2 separate regions of the Homo sapiens genome follow, and region 2 is linked to region 1. Evidence: read pairs that join two places in POLR2A ChIA-PET (ENCODE). Cell type or tissue: OCI-LY7. All regions are shown on one strand. Links, peaks and the distances in the headings refer to the core of each region. The heading gives the core; the rest is flanking DNA.

Region 1 (10,301 bases), core at 839-8,838:
AGAACAGCCCGTTGATGGTTTATTTGGGGTCCCCCTCTCCCCCCAGCCCTTTTTTCTGTTGGTTTAGCACAAATACTTCCCTCCTCCGGCACCTCCAAACCTACCCCACAGTCAGTGTACTTGTTTTATATATATTTAATCTTATTCAATGGAAACCATGCTTTTGTCGTTTTATACTTTGCTAGGTAGACTTTATTACCCCCCCACTATGCCCTCATTTTTTTAAAAAAGGAAAAAAAAAAGAAACTGGGTTCCAGTCTTAATTCATTTTCCGTGCCAGGTTTTATTTCGTGTGTGTGTGAGTGTGTTCTGTTTTGTGTTTTGTTTTTTGTTGTTGTTTTTAGTTGTTTGGTTTTCTTTTCTTTCCCCCCTCCGGTCCCATACTTCACAGCACTCTGGTGCGGGAAGAAGCAGAAGCAAAAAAAATAAAAATAAAAAAATAAATAAAAATAAAAAAAATAAAAAAGGAAAAAAAAAAAAGAAGAAACAAGACATGCCACCTTTCCCCTCGCACTGTTGCTTTTCCTGATGGTTAATACTACTGTCACGTAGCTGTGTACAAAGAGATGTGAAATACTTTCAGGCAAAAATAAACTGTAAGTGACTCATCAATGTCTGGCCTTTGTGTGGTTTCTCGGCGCCCAGCGGGAGAAGGTCCAAGGAGGGGGCGAAGCCCAGGCGGGAAATCTGAGGCTCAAGACAGTGCCGGGATGCCCTCGCCACCTTCTGTGCGCACTTCCTGAGGACCAGGGCTCAGCATCCTGGCTGCTGTTGGCCACTGGGGCCGGAGCTGTCTTCGTTGCAGGGGGGCTGTTGTGTTCATTGCCAGACATTGAACAGCATCCTTGGCTTCTACCCAGCAGTAGCACCCCTTCCCCATTTATGACAACCAGAGTGTCTCCAGATGTTGCCACGTGTCCCGTGGGGGGATAGTTCGCTCCCCAGCTGAGACTCCGTGTCATAGACTGAGGTCAGTGCTGCTGTTCAGCAGGGCCTTACGAAAGCTGTAGCCCAGAGCTACTCCAAGGAATGTGCCTTCCATCCACCTAGGGGGTCTTGTGAAAACGCAGATACTGACGCCATAGCGCTAGGTGGTGCCTGGGAATCTGCATTCCTGACGAGTTTCCAGGTGATGCTGTGCTGCTGGTCAATGCCAGGTTCCTAGACCCACACTTCAGCTGCCTCCTCCCCCTAGATGTCTCCAAGAGGCAATCTTGACAAGTCCAAAAATAAATGCTTTATCTTGGCCAGGCACGGTGGCTCACTCCTGTAATCCCAATACTTTGGGAGGCCGAGGCGGGTGGATCACAAGGTCAAGAGATCGAGACCATCCTGGCCAACATGGTGAAACCCTGTCTCTACTAAAAATACAAAAATTAGCTGGGCGTGGTGGCGTGTGCCTGTAGTCCCAGCTATTCGGGAGGCTGAGGCAGGAGAATCGCTTAAACCCGGGAGGCAGAGGTTGCAGCAAGCCGAGATTGCGCCTCTGCACTCTAGCCTGGCGACAGAGCAGGACTCCGTCTCAAAAAAAAAAAAGTAAAGAAAAAATGCTTTATCTTCACCCCTCTTCCTAAACCAGTCACCCTTCAGGGTCCCCCAGCTCAGCAGGGGTATCCTTGTCCTCAGCCCAGGCATGTCCTGCCTCCACATGCTGACAGAAATCCAGGATGTCCACGAGCCAGTCCTCTGCCTCTCCACCATGGGCCCGGCCCGAAACCAGCTCTCCAGAGACTCTGTGTCTGGAGTTGCCCCCTGCCAGCCCCCACCGTCCCCACACCATCCAGCTCCCTCTGCTACCTGCCCCACCTCTCTCTATGCCCTGGTGGCCTCCTTCCAGAGGCCTCTGCCAGGTCTTTTTAAGACAGGTGAGAAGGCTGGGTGCGGTGGCTCATGCCTGTAACCCCAGCACTTTGGGAGCCCGAGGCGGGTACATCACCTGAGGTCAGGAGTTCGAGACCAGCCTGGCCAATGTAGTAAAACCCTATCTCTACTAAAAATACAAAAATTAGCCGGGTATAGTGGCCCACACCTGTAATCCCAGCTACTGAGGAGGCTGAGACATGAGAATCACTTGAACCTGGGAGGCGGAGGTTGCAGTGACCCGAGATCTCGCCATTACACTCCAGCTTGGGTGACAGAGTGAGACTTCATCTCAAAAAAAAAAAAAAAAAAATAGTGTCAGTCACTCAGCGGCGCCTTCCTCAGGTCACACGGAGAGCAGGCGCTATGGAAAAAGGACAGGAGGGCTCTTGACTGCGGGGGTGAGAGGCCTCACCAAGGACATCAAATGAACAGTCCAAAGAGCCCTTGGCTGCCTGAGCTCCCATCCTCAGGCCAGAGGACCAGCTAGTGGTATAGACGTGTGCATGCGCGAGCCAGACGCTTCAGCCTGCTCCATGTTGCCTTCTCCACCGGCGTAGGGCCTGGCTCACCACAGGTGTTCATTGCTCCAAGGGTTGGGGGAAGATGTAGCCGGGGGCCACTCTCAGCCTTCCTCCCTGCTCTGCCCCGCAGCAGCTGGGCTCCTCTGCCCACTGGGTGAAGCTGGAGAATGCAGGCTCCCCGCTGGAAGAAGTAGGGGGTGTCTTCCCTGGCATCCCAGCCGCTGTGCCCGTTGCTGGCAGGAGTTGCCTCCCTCCGTGGGCTGCTCACCAGGATTCCAGCTTTCGAGGTAACACAGCTCCCTGTCTCGCCCCTTCAGCCTTAGCCTGGGAACTGCCCCTCGCTGGTTCCTGGGTGCCTCAGCGTCCCTAACCCTGCCTGCACCTCTGCGATGCTCACACCTGGCCTGTGCCTCCTCCCAGCTGCACTGAGTTACACCACGTACTCCCCTCGCCCTTCAACCCAGGGGTGGTGATAGCTCCCCTGGTTACTGGTTACTGGTTCCTGGGTTCCCGGGTGCCTCTGCATCCCTTGCTAATTACCTAGCCTGGAGCCCCGCCCACCCTTCATAGCTAGCGCTTCTTTCCTTCTCTCCAGAATTCTCTTCTCTCTGAGGGGTCTCTGCGAGGACCTACCTCAATGACCATCCCCCACCTCCAAGTAAAACCAGCAACTGTTGGTGCCAGCCCCAAATGGGCCCAGTGAGAGTCCAACAGAGATCTAACCCCGTGCTGGGGACAGCGGTATTAATTCAGAATTTTTTTTTTTTTTTTTTTTTTTGAGACGGAGTCTCGCTCTGTCGCCCAGGCTGGAGGGCAGTGGCGCGATCTCGGCTCACTGCAAGCTCCACCTCCCGGGTTCACGCCATTCTCCCGCCTCAGCCTCCCGAGTAGCTGGGACTACAGGCGCCGCCACCACGCCCGGCTAATTTTTTGTATTTTTATTAGAGACGGGGTTTCACCGTGTTAGCCAGGATGGTCTCGATCTCCTGACCTGGTGATCCGCCTGCCTCGGCCTCCCAAAGTGCTGGGATTACAGGCATGAGCCACCGGGCCCGGCCTAATTCAGAAAATTTAAGGCAAATCCTGTCATTGGGAGCAGTGTGAAGCTCAACCAAGAGGGCAACAATTGGATTCTTACAAACAGCTCTGGGGCTGCCTGGCAATGCACATCTCCACGTTGCCCCACTTACAGCGCCTGCCTTAGAACGCGCTGTCTTCCGGTCTCTTACACTGCAGTGTGAATGGCGCTCCCCAGAGTTGTGCAGCATGAGAACCTGGTGAGCTGAGCTGTCATTTGTGACTGACAGGCTGCTCTAAAGCTAGCTAGACTTTGCTAGAAGCTCCCCCAGAGCACAATAAGAAAAAAGAGATCAGAGAATCTTGGAAAAGGGCTTGGCCTCATTCATTCATTCATCCATTCATGCATTCAGCAATTCATTATTGAGGACCTGCTTCCAACAGGTCCAGGGGGAGTGCTAGAAAACATGTGAGAAGAAGCAAAAGACCTACAGCTCAATAACAAAAAACCAAATAACCCAATTAAAAAATGGGCAAAGGTCTGTCAGAATTCGATAGAAATAAACATGGGCAAAGGGGCCAGGCGCGGTGGCTCATGCCAGTAATCCCAACACTTTGGGAGGCCGAGGCAGGCAGATCACAAGGTCAGGAGTTCAAGACAAGCCTGGCCAACATAGTGAAACACCACCTCTACTAAAAATACAAAAAATTAGCTCGGCGTAATGGTGAACGCCTGTAATACCAGCTACTCGGGAGGCTGAGCCAGGAGAATTGCTTGAACCGGGGAGGCAGAGGTTGCAGTGAGCTGAGATCGCGCCACTGCACTCCAGCCTGTGTGACAGAGCGAGATTCTGTCTAAAAAAAAAAAAAAAAAAAGTCACTAATCGTCAAGGAAATGCAAATGAAAACCACAATGAGATACCACCTGACACCTGTGAGGTGTGGCCATCATCAAAAACAAAAGAAAACAAAGGTTGGTGAGTGTGTGGAGAACAGGGGAACCCTGGTACGTTGTTGGTGAGAATGGAAATTGGTGGATAGCCACTGTGGAAAACAGCAGGGAGCTTCCTCAAAAAATGAAAAACAGAACTACCATATATGATCCAGCAATCGCACTTCTGGGAACATATCCAAAGGAATTGAAATCAGGATCTAGAGAAGAGATCTGCACTGTCATGTTCACTGCAGGACTGTCCACAACTGTCAAGATACAGAATCGGCCCAATTGTCCCTCAGCAGATGAATGGATAAAGAAAATGTGATATATACACACAATGGAACACCATTCCAAAGTGGTGTCCTTTACGCCTTTACAAAGAAGGGAATCCTGCTCTTTGCAGCATCGTGGAGGAACTGGAGGGCATGTGTGCTAAGTGAAATAAACCAGGCACAGGAGGACAGATACTGCATAATACCACTTCTATGAGGAATCTAAAATAATCAAACTCATAGAAACAGAAAGTGGAATGGTGGTTGCCAAGGGCTGAAGGGAGGGGGAAGTGGGGAGGTATTGGTCAAAGGGAACGAAGTTTCAGGTATGCAAGATGGAAAAACCCTTGAGAAGTACCATACGCATAATGACCATAGTTAACAATATTACAGTATATACTTAAGATTTGCTAAGCATGGAGATGTTATTATCACACACAATCGTAATAACAAATAACTGGGGCGGGAGGAAACTTTTGAAGGAGATGGAAAGGTTTATGGCATAGACTATGATGTTATCCCCAGGAGCAATTTGGGGAGGTTCAGACTCTTGGAGCCAGACGCTGCATGACCCCTAAACTGAAATTTCTAATCTTGTAGCTAATTTGTTAGTCCTGCAAAGGCAGTCTGGTCCCCAGGCAAGAAGGAGGTCTTTTCAGGAAAGGGCTGTTACCAATTTTGTTTCAGAGTCAAGCCATGAACTGAATTCCTTCCCAAAGTTAGTTTGACTTACGTTCAGGAATGAACAAGGACAACTTAAAGGTTAGAAGCAAGATAGAGTCGGTTAGGTCTGATTTCTTTCACTGCCATCATTTCTCCTGTTAAAATTTTGCAAAGGCAGTTTCAGTATGGTTTCACGGGTGTATGCTCATCCCCACACTCACCGAGTTGTATGTGTTAAATATGTACGGCTTCTTGTATGTAACCACCCAACAGGTTCACCACGCCCACTGCCTAGACAGGGCCAATTGATCAAGATAGGGCCAATTGATCAAGACAGGGGAAATGCAATGGAGAAAGAGTAATTTACACAGAGCCAGCTGTGCGGGAGCCCAGAGTTTCATTTTTATTCAAATCAGTCTCCCTGAATATTTGGGAATCAGAGTTTTTAAAGATAATTTGGCGAGTGGGGGCTTGGGAAGTGGGGAGGGCTGATTGGTGGGGCTGGAGATGGAATCACAGGGGGTTGAAGTGAGGTTTTCTTGCTGTTTTCTGTCCCTGGGTGGGATGGCAGAACTGGTTGAGCCAGATTACCTGTCTGGGTGGTGTCAGCTGATCCATGAGTGCAGGGTCTGCAACATATCTCAAGCACTGATCTTAGGTTTTACGATAGTGATGTTATGCCCAGGAGCAATCTGGGGAAGGTTCATACTCTTGGAGCCAGAGGCTGCATGATCCCTAAACTGAAATTTTTTTTTTTTTTTTTTTTTTGTGAGACGGAGATTTACTCTTGTTTCCCAGGCTGGAGTGCAATGGCACAATCTCGGCTCACCACATCCTCCACCTCCCAGGTTCAAGCGATTCTCCTGCCTCAGCCTCCCGAGTAGCTGGGATTAAAGGCATGTGCCACCATGCCCGGCTAATTTTGTATTTTTAGTAAAGGCGGGGTTTCACCGTGTTGCCCAGGCTGATCTCGAACTCCTGACCTTCCTGACCTCAGGTGATCCGCCCGCCTCGACCTCCCAAAGTGCTGGGATTACAGGCATGAGCCACTGTGCCTGGCCCTAAACTGTAATTTCTAACCTTGTAGCTAATTTGTTAGTCCTGCAAAGGCAGTCTGGTCCCCAGGCAAGAAGGGGGTCTTTCTGGGAAAGGGCTCTTATCAATTTTGTTTCAGAGTCAAACCATGAACTGAATTCCTTCCTAAAGTTAGTTCGGCCTACACCCAGGAATGAGCAAGGACAGCTTAAAGGTTAGAAGCAAGATTGATTTGGTTAGGTCTGATTTCTTTCACTGCCGTCATTTTTCCTGTTATAATTTTGCAAAGGCTGTTTCAGCATGGTTTCACGGCTGTATACTCATCTCCGTAATCATCAAGTTGTAAGCGTTAAATATGCATGGCTTCCTCTGTGTTAATTAGACCACAATAAAGTGGTTTAGAGAAAGAAGAAACAGCAGCAAGAGACATGGCCCTTGTCCTCCAGGGGCTCAGCACCCAAGCATGCTGGCAAGGAGTCAGTCACATACTGCATGGCAAATGCCATGACAGGACACTAAGGCAGGCACAGATGGTGGGCAGTGAACCCAGGCCTATGGGCATCACGGGAGACTTCCTGGAGGAGGTGGTATTGTTGAGAATGAAGAATGAAAATGTTTGCTGAGTCACCAGAGGGGAAAAGGGAGTGTGCAAAGACTTGGCAACAGACCAGAGCCGGATATAGGCTGGGAACGGCCAGTGGGAAGTGTGATGGGCTTGGGGGTGTACGGTTGTCAGGGTTGAATTGTATCCCCCAGAAAAGAGACATTGAAGTCCTAAACTGCAGTTCCTCAGAATGCGACTTTATTTGGGAATAGGGTTTTTACAGAGGTGATCAAATTAAAGTGAGATCATTAGGGTGAGCACAAGTTTAATATGACTGATACCCATTTGAGAAGGAGAAATTTATTTATTTATTTATTTTTATTTTTATTTTTATTTTTTTGGAGTCTTGCTCTGTCGCCCAGGCTGGAGTGCAGTGGCATGATCTCAGCTCACTGCAACCTCTGCCTCCCAGGTTCAAGTGATTCTCCTGCTTCAGTCTCCCGAGTAGCTGCAATTACATGCGTGTACCATCATGGCGGGCTAATTATTTTTTTGTATTTTTAGTAGAGACGGGGTTTCACCATGTTAGCCAGGCAGTCTCGAACTCCTGGCCTCAGGTGATCCACCTGCCTTGGCCTTCCAAAGTGCTGGGATTACAGGCGTGAGCCATCATGCACAGCTGGAAGGAGAAATTTGGACACAGAGATATGCATAGAGGGAAGTCAGAGTGAAAGGACAGAGACAGGAAGAGGCCACATGAGGATGAAGACAGAGCCTGGAGTGGTACAGCTGCAAGCCAAAGATGGCCAGTGAACACCAGAAGCCAGGAGGGAGGACGTGGCAGCTTCCCCTTCGCAGCCCTCAGAAAGACACCAAGACTGCGATTTCCAGCTGCCAGACTGTGAGAGGATGAAGGTGAATCTCTTATTTTAAGGCATCTTCTTTTGGATACTTTGTTACTAAGTACTTAGTTACAGAATATATCAGTTGTAGCAACTTATCGCAAACTGGGTGGCCTAAAACAATAGAAACTTGTTCTCTAGCAGTTTGGAGAAGCCTAAAATCAAGTTGTAGACAGAGCTGTGCTTCCTCTGAAAGCACGGGGGAGGACACATGCCCTGCCCCTGCAGCTTCCGGTGGCTCTGGGTGCTCCTTAGCTTGTGGCTACAGCGCTAGCCTCCACCTCCATCTTCGCATGGCCTCGTCACCTGTCTGTTCTCTCCCTTCTTATAAGGACACATGCCACTGGACTTAATAGCCAAAAAGTGGAAGCAAACCAGGGCTCACCTGGATGATCCGGGATGACTTTGTCTTGAGATCCTTTATCACAGCTGCAATCTTTGCAGTTCCAGTCTCGTCTCGTCTCGTCTCGTCTCGTCTCGTCCCGTCTCGTCTCGTCTCGTCCCGTCCCGTCCCGTCTCCTCCCCTCTCCTCTCCTCCCCTCCCCTCCCCTCCCCTCCCTTCCCCTCCCTTCCCCTCCCTTCCCCTCCCTTCCCCTCTCTTCCCTTCCCCTCCTCTCTTTCTGGGTCTGGCTCTGCCACCCAGGCTACAGTATAGTGGCACAGTCATGACTCACTGCAGCCTCAATCTCCCATGCTCAAGTAATCTTCCTGCCTCAATCTCACGAGTAGCTGGGACTACAGGCGTGCACTACCATGTCCAGCTAATTTTTAAAAATGTTTTGTAGAGATGGGGTCTCACTGTGTTGCCCAGTCTCATCTTGAACTCCTGGGCTCAAGTGATCCTCCCACCTCAGCCTCCTTAAGTTTTGAGATTACAGGCATGAGCCACCACACCAGGCCCCAAAGACTGTTTTTCCAAATAAGGTCACATTCACGGGTTCCGCGTGGATGTATGTCTGGGGGCCATCATGCAGCACACTGTGAGAGGAAGGTGGAGGTGAGACCAGCCAAAACCTAATGAATCATATTTAGGAGTCTGGGATTTGTCCTGAGAGGTATGTGCAATTGTAAAAAAAAAAAAGGTTGCAATTATTTTACTGATTTTTAAAACAAAACACTTATATAGCACTGTCTGTGCACCAGGCACAGTAGGAAGGGTTTTATAGGACTACACTGATGTACTATTCCTAGCATGCCTACAAGGCAGGCGCTTATATGACCCCTTATTGATGGGGAAGTGGAAGCCAGGAAAGTCTGGATCTCTTGGTCAAGGTCCCACAGTAAGCAGGGCACAGAGCCAAGGTTATAAGCCAGGCACTATAGGAAGATCCCTCCACTGTTGGTAAATGGATGGGTGTGGGTCTGGGACTTGGACCCTGTGGAGAAAATAGACAGATTCAAGGGAAGCTCAGGCTTAAAATAGCAGCACATGGTGGTTGGTACGGAGGGAGGGTGCACATGGAGTCAAGGGTGACTTTCAGTTTCCTTGGCTTATTTCCTAAGACAGGCTGCAAGGGCCTAGAATTAACACCTCTGCCCAGGCAGCAGCCCTCAACCAATGACAGATGGGAGGTGGTGTATCAATACCCCGGCTCCCTCACTCCTCATGGGAAGTGGAGAGTTCTGAGGCCCATGTTCTCCTCTGGCTCCCAGGGTCCCTCCCTGGGATTAATCTCCAGCTGCCCTCAGTGCTCACGGGCTTGTTAGGATTTCCTTCCCTTCTCCACCTCATTTTCCATTGTCCCATTGGTATTTCCTGGGACCAACTCTCAAATGAAAATCTTTATCTCAGTGTCTGCTTCTAGGGAAGTCCAGACTAAGACAGTGACTAACTATGTTAGAAGACAGAGGAATAGGTTGAAGGGGCAGCCCTTCCCAAGGCAGGCCAGGAAGACTCTACCAGGAAAACTGCACAGTCACCAGGTATACCTTCCTGGACCATCAGTGACAGAGGGGCCTCCTGGCCAACCTGGTAGGTGTCTGCCATTGGGAGCCTGAGAACCAGTTTGCATTGTTTTCAGAGATGGGGGTGGTTGCTGAAAGAAACTCTCATGCATCACTAAGGGAGGATAGATGGGTTCAACCACTTTGGAGAGCCAACCTACTAAAGTTAAACATATGCCTACCCTAGGACCCTGCAACTTCACTCCTGGATGTGCAGGAGAAGAGCTCAAGAGCACTGAGCTCATCCATCCACCAGAAGACGCAAATAAGAATGTTTATAGTGGCATTAGTTACAATAGCCAAAAAGTGGAAGCAACCCAAATGTCCACTGACAGGAGAATGAATAAACAAACTGTGGGAGAGCCAAACAGTGGAGCAATACCAATGTCTCCATTAACGGGAGAATGAAAACATAAACGGTGACATATTCATAAGATGGAATTCTACAAAACAGGAGAAAAAGAACCGACGACTGATATGCACAATGACATGAATTAATTGGGTAAGTATTATGTTGTGTGGCAGGAGCCAGAAACAAAGGATTTGCTGTATGATTCAATTTGTAGAAATTCGTGAATAGGCACAAATCACCTATGATGACAG
Region 2 (10,301 bases), core at 1,053-9,052, 300 kb before region 1:
GATGGAGTCTCACTCTGTCGCCCAGGCTGGAGTGCAGTGGTGTGATCTTGGCTCACTGCAAGCTCTGCCTCCCGGGTTCATGCCATTCTCCTGCCTCAGCCTCCTGAGTAGCTGGGACTACAGGCGCCCACCACCGTGCCTGTCTTTTTTTGTATTTTTAGTAGAGACAGGGTTTCACAGTGTTAGCCAGGATGGTCTCAATCTCCTGACCTCGTGATCCCCCCACCTCGGCTTTCCAAAGTGCTGGGATGACAGGTGTGAGCCACCGCGCCCAGCCAAAATATATATATATATAGATATATATATTATGTATATGGGTCATGTCCGGCCCCCATCCTGCCAAAATATAATATTTTTCCAAAATATATATAGAAAATATTGCTCTGTTACTGTCACCCAGGCTGCAGTGCAGTGGCACGATCACAGCTCTCGTTGTAACCTCAGACTGCGAGGCTCAAGTAATTGTCCTGCCTCAGCCTCCCAAGTAGCTGGGATTACAGGCACGTGACACCATACGCAGCTAATATTTGTATTTTTCACAGAGATGGGTCCTTGCTATGTTGCCCAGGCTGGTCTCAAACTCCTGGCCTCAAGCCATCCTCCCACCTTGGCCTCCCAAAGTGCTGGGATTATAGGCGTGAGCCACCGTACCTGGTCAAAACTAATATTTTGAATGTTTCTTTCTGTCTTGAAGTTGAATTCCCTGGTATATAATTTAGCTATACATGTGATTTCAGATACATCAATATCATGCCTATTTACAATATAAAGGAGGATTAAAAAGAAATTAATTTGACATAAAATTGTATGTGGGGACATTAGAACCCCCTCTACCCCAGAGACATAAAGAAGTAGTAAGCCACTTGCTCCTGCTCAGGAATCCCCAGGAAGGCTGCAGCCACAGCACAGATGGCCACAGGTGTGCCTGTGGGTGACTCAAACATCACAGGCTGGCAGGCTCTCAGTGACGTGATTTTCCAAAATGGTGAGCAACTCTTGGTTAACGTCCAAATGAAACAAAGAACAACCTTACCTCCATTTACGCTGTGGTTGTGCTCCTGGGAAATGCAGGGACAATGAAAACTGAGCAGGAAAAAACGGCCTTTTTATGTAAAGTGAAGTTAGATTCCAGACACAGATAATTTCAAGCAGGGTTTTCGCCTACGTGAATGTCCTGAGAGACGGCAGCCCATCCTGGGGGCCGAGGGCCCATTCTTGTCATCAGGGACTGTCTGTCTAGCTTTCCTGCCCACTGCCACCACCAAATGCCAGTGCTTCCCACACTCACACGTTATGGAGACAAATTTCCAACCCCAGTAGGGACAACCCTGTTTCCAGGAGAGCAACCTGGCTAGTGGGTCAGGTCCTGCCCCCACCCTGCCAGGTCTTCCTTCACATGTTCTTTTCTTTCTTTCTTTCTTTCTTTCTTTCTTTCTTTCTTTCTTTCTTTCTTTCATTCTTTTTTCTTTCTTTCTTCCTTCCTTCCTTCCTTTCTTTCTTTCCTACCTTCCTTCCTTCCTTTCTTCCTTCCCTCCCTCCCTCCCTCCCTCCTTCCTTCCTTCCTTCTCTCTCTCCCCTTCTCTCTTTCTCTCTCTCTCTTTTTCTTTCTTTCTTGAGTTTCACTCTGGTTGCTCAGGCTGGAGTGCATGGCACGATCTCAGCTCACTGTAACCTCTGCCTCCTGGGTTCAAGCAATTCTCATGCCTCAGCTTCCCCAGTAGCTGGGATTACAGGTGTGTGCCGCCACCCCTGGCTAATGTTTGTATTTTTAGTAGAGACGGGGTTTCACCACATTGGCCAGGCTGGTTTTGAACTCCTGACCTCAGCTGATCCATCCATCTCGGCCTCCCAAAGTGCTGGGATTACAGGCATGAGCCACCACACCCAGCCAATTTTTTGTATTTTTAGTAGAGACGGGGTTTCACCATGTTGCCCAGGCTGGTCTTGAACTCCTGAGCTCAGGTGATCCATCCGCCTCGGCCTCCCAGAGTGCTGGGATTACAGGCGTGAGCCATGGTGCCTGGACCCTTCCTCTCCTTTTCATCTAGGAGGCTTCTCTTTCTTCAAGTCTCCATGCATTATTCATTTTTCCAGAAAACCCACCCTGACTCCTGCAGGCTGGGGAAACATCCCTTCCTGCCACCACGGCCCTATTCACCCTACTTCCAGAACCCGAGAACCTGGTTACCCTGTGCATCTTTGTACTCACACCTACCCTGGGAAGCCAGGAGCCTTGACCCTTCACCATCAACCCCCACTTCAGCCTCAGTGCCTGGTATTCAGTAGGTGCTCAATAAATGTCGAATACATGAATCCTAGCAGTGGCTCCACTTCCCGTGCTGGGCTCACTCACAGGCATCCCAGAAAGTAGGACTATTCTTAGTCCCATTTTTCAGGTGGGGAAACTGAGGCTCAGAGAGGTCAGGTGACATGCCCAAGGTCACAGAGGGGACACAGATACCAATGTAGCACTTCAAATTCTCTAGAGAGTCTGCGACTGCCCCGCTCAACACCCCCAGCAACTTTCCTTAAAAGACTCAAACCCCACACCTTCCCCCAACACCACCACCGGCGTCTTCAATCATCCAGCCCTTTTGGATGTACAGCCCCCGGGCTTCTGCAGACCTGCTCCCTGATTCCTGAGCACAGCCGCCTCCCTGACTTTACCTCTCCTTCCCCCATTGTCTCTACCTTACCTGTCCTGCAAGGCCTATCTCAGTGCAACTCTTCCCCCACCATCGAAAACCGCTCTCCCCATCCCAGTCTCCTCTGTGAGCTGTGATGTTTGAACCTGTTTCCCAGCCTTTGACATCAGCATCTCCCAGGCGGGGCTCAGGCTTTCCTCACTCCTGACTGCCTCCCTAGGGCACCCAGCTTAGGGCCTGGCCTGTAGCCCACGATCACATGCCCAATCCCCCGACATTTGCTGAGCTCCGTGTGAGCCGAGCAACTACAGATGCATAGAAGGGAACAGAGCAGGTGCGTGCACAGATGCGTGTGGGCCACCCTCCTCTTCTGCACCTCGCCATTGCTGCCAAGGCTATGGGCACCTGGCACGGCTGGAGGCCAGAAGAGACTCCATGTCCAGTGGCCACCACCGAGCTGGCCCTGGTCCAGCTCACCCAGGACAGGATCTGGCTCTATTGACTTCAGCTCCTTTCTAGTCCCAAGCAGATCTGGAGTCACCCTGCATTGGTTGCCACAGACGAGGAACAAGAGGGGGTATTGGGAGAAGCAGGGGGCCCAGGCATCTCCTTCCTGGGTCACTCAATGTCTACAAGCCACACTTTAGCCTCTCTGAGCCTCAGTTTCCCACCTGTAAACTGAATGTTTGGAAGGAGATGATCTTCAAGGTCTTCTGGGATTTTGATACTTTAAGATTCATCCAACAACTGTGTTTTTGAGCACTTTTGTGCCTCAAAGGCGAGATGCCTTTGGGGATGATAGAAACCAGTCCAATCTCAGATTACAACCTCTCACTTCCTGTCCTCCATTTCCATTTAAGTTTTCTCCTTAGTATTTAGCAACACTTAATATACTTGTGATTTCATCTCTTCGATTTGATGTGTGTCTCTGTGAGCTCTAACCCAACACATAGAGCAGGGCTTGGCACATAGTAGGCTCTCAGTAAATATTTGTTGAGTGAATGAATAAAAAAAGAACTGTTTTTTGGATCAAATGAGCTCCATGACATCCGGTGTCTTTATCAAACCTCAACAAGATTCCGAGAACAATCACAATAAAAACAATCTCTTGGGCCAGGCACAGTGGCTCACACCTGTAATTCCAGCACTTTGGGAGGCCAAGACAGGAAGATTGTGTGAGCCCAGCAGTTCAAGAACAGCCTGAGCAACACAGTGAGACCCTGTCTTTACAAAAACAAACAAACAACAGCAACAAAATTAGCCAGTCGTGGTGGCACGCACCTGTAGTCCCAGCTACTCAGGAGACTAAGCCGGGAGGATCACTTGAACCACCGCACTCCAGCCTGGGCAACAGAGTGAGATCTCAACTCTTAAAGAACCAAACAAACAAGAATAATCCTTTGAGGCCGGGCATGGTGGCTCACGCCTGTAATTCCAGCACTTTGGGAGGCCAAGGCAGGTGGATCACTTGAGGTCAGGAGTTCGAAACCAGCATGGCCAACATGGTGAAACCCCGTCTCTACTAAAAATACAAAAATTAGCCGGGCGTGGTGGCGTGCACCTGTAATCCCAGCTACTCGGGAGGCTGAGGCAGAAGAATCACTTGAACCCAGGAGTCAGAAGTTGCCATTAGCCAAGATCACACCATTGCACTCCAGCCTGGGCAACAGAGCGAGACTGTCTCAAAAAAAATAAAAATAAAAATATTTTGGGAGTGGGTTGCAATTAATAAGACATTCCCATCACCTCTTTTGAGCTTCCGAGCACCTGCTCGAGGTTGTAGGCAGACCACAGTAGTGCTGCCTTTTAGAGGGGAGAGCATGCAGATGGTGAGTGGCTGGCTAGGGCTCTGCAGGTGGCCAGGAGGATGTTCACATTCTTCAGCTGCCACTATGCTGCCCTCCCAGCCACAGCCAGTAACTCCTTGGATATTCTATACCTCCTTTCCCCCATATTTCTTTGCCTATGCATGTGCGGTTCGCTTTGCCTAGAAAAGCCTTTCCTCTGCCCCTTCCTCTCTGCCGGGTCCATCCCTGTTCTTCCTTCCAGACCCAGCAGATTGTGGCACAGGCTGAAAGCAAACCAAGTTCAGGGTCAGTGCTGGTGCCTGTGGCAGGCGTGGAGGATGCAGGCTCCATCCCCACCCCCACCCCGGCAGGCAGGCGTGCGTGATCCCTGCCAAAATCCCAACTGCTGCTGGAAAGTTCCTGGGAATTCCTGTGTACCAGCTTTTTTTTGTGTGCTAAACACAAAAGCCTCTTTTTGGTCATTGCACATCAAAGCATTTTTTAACATGAGATTCCCCTAGCTCTTGGTAGGCGAATCTGCTGTCCCACCATTATTTTTTATGTTTGATTTTTAATTTGTAAAAATTTGTGGGTTTTTCTTTTCTTTTTTTTTTTTTTTGAGATGGAGTCTCCCTCTGTCGCCCAGGCTGGGGTGCAGTGGCAGGATCTCAGCTCATTGCAACCTCCCTCTCCCAGGTTCAAGCGATTCTCCTGCATCAGCCTGCTGAGTAACTGGGGCTACAGGCGCGTGCCACCACACTCGGCTAATTTTTGTATTTTTGGTAGAGACAGGGTTTCTCCATGTTGGCCAGGCTGGTCTTGAGCTCTTGACCTCAGGTGATCCACACACCTCAGCCTTCCAAAGTGCTGGGATTACAGGCATGAGCGACTGTGCCTGGCGTCATTGTTTTTAGTAGCACTCACTGTATGGAAGAATAAGTTTTTTATTTAAACATTCTTCTCTTGATGGAATTCAGGTTGCTTCCAATCATTTACTATTTCCACCAGTGCAGCCAAGACCATTTTGCAAATGATATCTTTGTCCACATGCAGAAGCCTAGGATTCCTAGCTTTCCTTCCATGCTTTTTAAAAGAAAGTATAATGGGATGTAAAACTAGTTTTATTTTATTTATTATTATTATTATTATTGTTATTATTATTATTGAGGCAAAGTGGTCTCTCCTGTTGCCCAGGCTGGAGTGCAGTGGCACGATCACGGCTCACTGCGATCCTCCTGCCTCAGCCTCCAGGGTGCACCTGCTACCACAGGTGTGTGCAACCACACTGGCTAATTTTAAAGTTTTTTTGTAGAGATGAGGTCTCACTACATTGCTCAGGCTGGTCTCAAACTTCTGAGTTCAAACAATCCTCCTGCCTTAGCCTCCCAAGGTGCTGGAAGGTGAGGGCCACTGGGCCCAGCCACTACTTATAACTTCTAAAAACCTTCCTTTATTCCCACAACACCTCCCATTCAGCGTAATCTGTTCCAGCCTTGCCCTCAATCAGAAGCATTTTACAAAGTTGCAGGCACCCAAGGCATGCATCATTCTTTTTCTGTTCCATAAGATACTGCTTCTATCCTAAGAGTGTTCCATGTGGCTACACAGTCATCAAAGTGACATTTTCATAGCTGTGTAATCATGGAGGCAGAGGGCTCATGCTGTATGGAGCCATTGACCTACCTGGGCTCTTAACATTTCTTTTCTCTTCCAGATAGTGCTGCAGAGAACATTTTCTTTCCAAATAGCTTTTTTTTTTTTTTTTTTTTTTGAGACAGAGTCTTGCCGTGTTGCCCAGGCTGGAGTGCAGTGGCACCATCTTGGCTCAGTGCAGCCTCTACCTCCTGGGCTCAGGTGATCCTCCTGCCTCAGCCTCCCGAGTAGCTGGGATGATAGGCACACACTACCATGACTGGCTAATTTTTATATATATATATATAATTTTTTTTTTGAGACTGAGTCTCGCTCTGTCACCCAGGCTGCAGTGCAGTAGAACAATCTCAGTTCACTGCAACCTCCGCTTCCTGGAGGTTCTTCTGCCTCAGCCTCCCAAGTAGCTGGGACTACCGGCACCCACCACCACACCCGGCTAATTTTTGTATTTTTAGTAGAGACGGGGTTTCACCATATTGGCCAGGCTGGTCTCAAACTCCTGACCTTGTGATCCGCCCGCCTTGGCCTCCCAAAGTGCTGAGATTACAGGTGTGAGCCACCGCGCCCAGCCAATTTTTTTTATATTTTTAGTGGAGATGGGGTTTCACCATGTTGGCCAGGCTGGTCTCGAACTCCTAACCTCAAGTCATCCGCCTGCCTCAGCCTCCCAAAGTGCTGGGATTGCAGGTGTGAGCCATCACGCCTGGCCTCTGATAGCTTTTTGACAAGAAAGAAAAGGATAATTTCATTAGAATAGGTGTCCAAGCATACTCTTATTCAGTCAAAGAGTATGAACAATTTCACAGCATTAATACGAGTTGCCAAATTGCTTTTCCAAGGAGACAGTCAGCTCGATACTGACACAGGGTCCGCCTGGTCCTGCCTCACTCACCAGTCCTGACCAGCACTGAGCATCAGCTACTTTCATCAAAAATAACACACTGGGGGCTTCCTTGAGGTGGCGCATGGTCTTTGATTTGTCTGTCTTCCCCTCCTAGGCCACTACAAAACCCAATGGCCTGGCTTTCAACCCTTACTCAGCAAATTAGCCTCGGTCCAATCCCTTTACCTCCCTAACCTTGTTTCCTCATCTGGAAAATGCAGAGTGACCAATTGTCCCTGTTTTCTCAGCTTAAGGGGGTCCCCAGGATGTGGGACTTTCTGTGCTAAAACCAGGCAAGACCCAGGCAAATCAGAACAAGCTGGTCTTCCTAGTAAAAGGCAAATAATGCTGCCTCTGCCCAGAGACTTGCTGTGCGTGGTAAATGAGCCGACTGGATTAAAGGGCAGCTGCACAGACTCTGGGCCCCCTACTTTGTACCCACGGCTGCTAAACACAAGTGGCAAATCAGAGGCTGCCAAATGCCAGGGACCCGGATGCCCCACACATGGACACCATGTGAGCCCTTCATCACACAGCTTCCTCGTGCCTGGCATCAGGCTGGCACATGGTAGGTGCTCACTAAACAGACGCTGAGTGAATTAAAGGATGGTTCAGCTCCTGCTTGCATGTAAATTTCATCGTCCAGTTCCACTGCATCTTCTTGGCCTTGGGTGTTATTCAAAACATTGCAAATAGATGTGGGAGGCAGAGGCAGGCAGACGGCTTGAGCTTAGGAGTTCGAGACCAGTCTAGGCAATATGGTGAAACCCCATCTCTACTGAAAATACAAAAAATTAGCCAGGTCTGGTGGTGCATGCCTGTAGTCCCAGCTACTTGGGAGGCTGAGGCAGGAGAGTCGCTTGGACCTGGGAGGTGGAGGTTGCAGTGAGCTGAGATTGCGCTGCTGCACTCCAGTCTGGGCAGCAGAGTGAGACTGTCTCAAAAAAAAATAAACAGGAAAAAAAAAGAAAGAAATTACAAATAGAATAAAATGGTGCTTAAATCTCAGTTTCATTGCTAGTCTACTGCCTCATTGCTGGGCACTCACAAATGGTCTGTCTCTGAGACCATCACGGGGGATCCCCTGGCCAACCTCCTTCTGCCTGGTCTCATACCCACACCCCAGCCTCCTGGCCTCTGACGGTGACTTGCTCCATAGAGCAAGTGCAGTTTTTCCAGGGCTTGCCTCTTTCTTGGCTTTCTGAGCTGACAGCTCAGGCAGGGACCCTCAGAGCCCACTTCAGCTCCCGAGAAGCAACCCTGCCCTGGTTCTCCTGGTATACGTGGGGGTGGGGATCCTGGCCACGCTCATTGAATGATTTCCCATGAGTTTGTTTATTCTTTGCATTTCCTCATGGGCCTTCAGGGTCTGCAGGTTCCGGGATTTGCATGTCTTGTTCAGTGGAAATGCCTGGTTGTCTTGCTGTCGGCTTCTTTCTTTGGTGTGTTTTTGTTCTTTTCTATTACCATGATGCGAAAGAGGGATCTGAATTGTCTGCTTCTTTACGGAAAAAAAAAAAGTGCGGCGAGAAAATTGCTTTGTTGTGTTGTTCTTTTTGAAGTGTGTGTGTGTGTGTGTGTGTGTGTGTGTGTGTGCTTGCAAACGTGAGTAGACTGCTGCTTTCTGAAACTCACCTTATGTGTGGAAAAACACATTGTTTGGAGAGGAGAAGGCAGTGGTATGTTCCTAGAGAGGGATCTTGAATTGAGAAGCATTTCCTGGCCCAGCACAGTTGCTTATGCCTGTCATCTCAGCATTTTGGGAGACCCAGGCAGGAGGGTTGTTTGAACCCAGGAGTCTAGGTACTTGGGTCGGGGGGAGGGAGGGCGGGGGGGAGGCAGGGAAGTGGCGGGGTGGGGGTGGGGGGCGGGAAAGTGGTGGGGGAGTGTCAAGGCTGCAGTAAGCTGTGATCACATCACTACACTCCAGCCTGGGCAACAGAGCAAAACCCTGGATTCTTGGATGCAATTGTGCATGGGGCTAAGCCCTGCCCCAACTCAGTAAGCACTGAAATAGTATTTGTTAATCAAATGAATTCTATCTAATTCTTTTCAATCCTTTCCAAGAAACACAACATTATAGAATACAGCGGAAACCCCTGATTTCAAGGGGTTCTTTTACATCCAGGTTTTCTCTCTCAAGGGACGTGTCACCACTCTCCAGATAAAACCTGGTATTTCTCTTCCCGTGCATGTTTTTGTTTGTTTAAATTATTCATTTATTTATTTTTATTATACTTTACGTTCTGAGGTACCTGTGCAGAACGTGCAGGTTTGTTACATAGGTATACACGTGCCATGGTGGTTTGCTGCACGCATCAACCTGTCATCTACGTTAGGTATTTCTCCTATTGCTATCCCTCCCCTAGCCCCCGACCCCCCGATAGGCCCCGGTGTGTGATGTTCCCCTCCCTGTGTGCGTGTTTTTATATTGTTAATACTCGCTCATGTTTGCAGTAACCAGATGGAGCATTATGTAAGTGGTATCATCCTGCCTGGGTCACCCTGCCTGTTGCCTCTGTGGGTCACTTCCACTGTCCTAGGGTATTCCATGGGGTGGGTTGGACCATAATTAACGAGTCATTCATTGGGAGATGGCTGTGTTGGTTTCCCAGGGCAACCGTAACAGACTACCACACACTGGGTGGCCCGAGCAACAACGGCGTGCTGCCTTGCAGTTCCGGAGGCTGAAGACTGCAGTCAGGTGCCGGCAGCACTGCTTCTTTCTGCGGGCAGCGAGAGAGGATCTGTTTCACGCCTCCCCTGGGTTCCAGTAGGTAGCCTCAGCCATTCCCTGGCCTGGAAATGGCATCCCCCCTGAGCCTGTCAGTCGTTTCCTTCTATGCATTTCTGTCTCTGTGTCCAAAATTTCCCTTTTCATAAGGACACCAGGCATATTGAATTGGGGCCTATCCTAATGACTCAACTTGATCACCTCCAAATACCCTATTGCCTATTTTTTTTTTATTATTTTTTTTTGAGACACAGTTTCACTCTGTTGCCCAGGCTGGAGTGCGGTGGTGCCATCTCAGCTCACTGCAACTTCCGCCTCCCGGGTTCAAGCAATTCTCATACTTCAGCCTTCTGAGTAGCTGGAATTACAGGCATCCGCCACCAAGCTGGGCTAATTTTTTTTTTTTTTTTTTTTTTGAGACGGAATCTCCCTCTGTCACCCAAGCTGGAGTGCTGTGGTGGGATCTCAACTCACCGCAGCCTCCACCTCCTGGGTTCCAGCAATTCTCCTGCCTCAGCCTCCTGGGTAGCTGGGATTATAGGCACGCACCACCACACTTGGCTAATTTTTTAATTTTTTTAATAGAGGTGGGGTTTCAC

Evidence for each region. ChIA-PET counts read pairs that join two places held together with the same protein. Peaks named below come from ENCODE experiments on the same cell type or tissue, not always from the same donor. Only the 100,000 strongest peaks of a DNase experiment are listed, where the experiment ranks them.
Region 2: POLR2A ChIA-PET joins it to region 1 with 20 read pairs; 7 of 35 experiments call an interaction of 5 or more read pairs at or near these places.

The regions. Positions count from the first base shown.
Region 1 is chr16:81,711,151-81,721,451 of GRCh38, forward strand. It overlaps CMIP (c-Maf inducing protein), which reads left to right. Exons shown (of 21, transcript NM_198390.3): 21 at 1-612. Among named protein-coding and RNA genes, the nearest start is that of PLCG2, 63 kb to the right of the region's middle. RefSeq lists enhancers at 389-1,071, 1,754-2,435, 2,436-3,116, 6,538-6,617, 6,638-6,837 and 2 more and a silencer at 5,990-6,213. In OCI-LY7, for the core only: a CTCF peak has its summit at 2,214; DNase peaks (open chromatin) are centred at 4,331 and 4,871; H3K4me3 peaks cover 1,838 bases; H3K27ac peaks cover 1,323 bases.
Region 2 is chr16:81,406,332-81,416,632 of GRCh38, forward strand. No RefSeq gene overlaps it. Among named protein-coding and RNA genes, the nearest start is that of MIR4720, 26 kb to the left of the region's middle. In OCI-LY7, for the core only: no CTCF peak of the experiment used is centred there; DNase peaks (open chromatin) are centred at 4,470 and 5,720.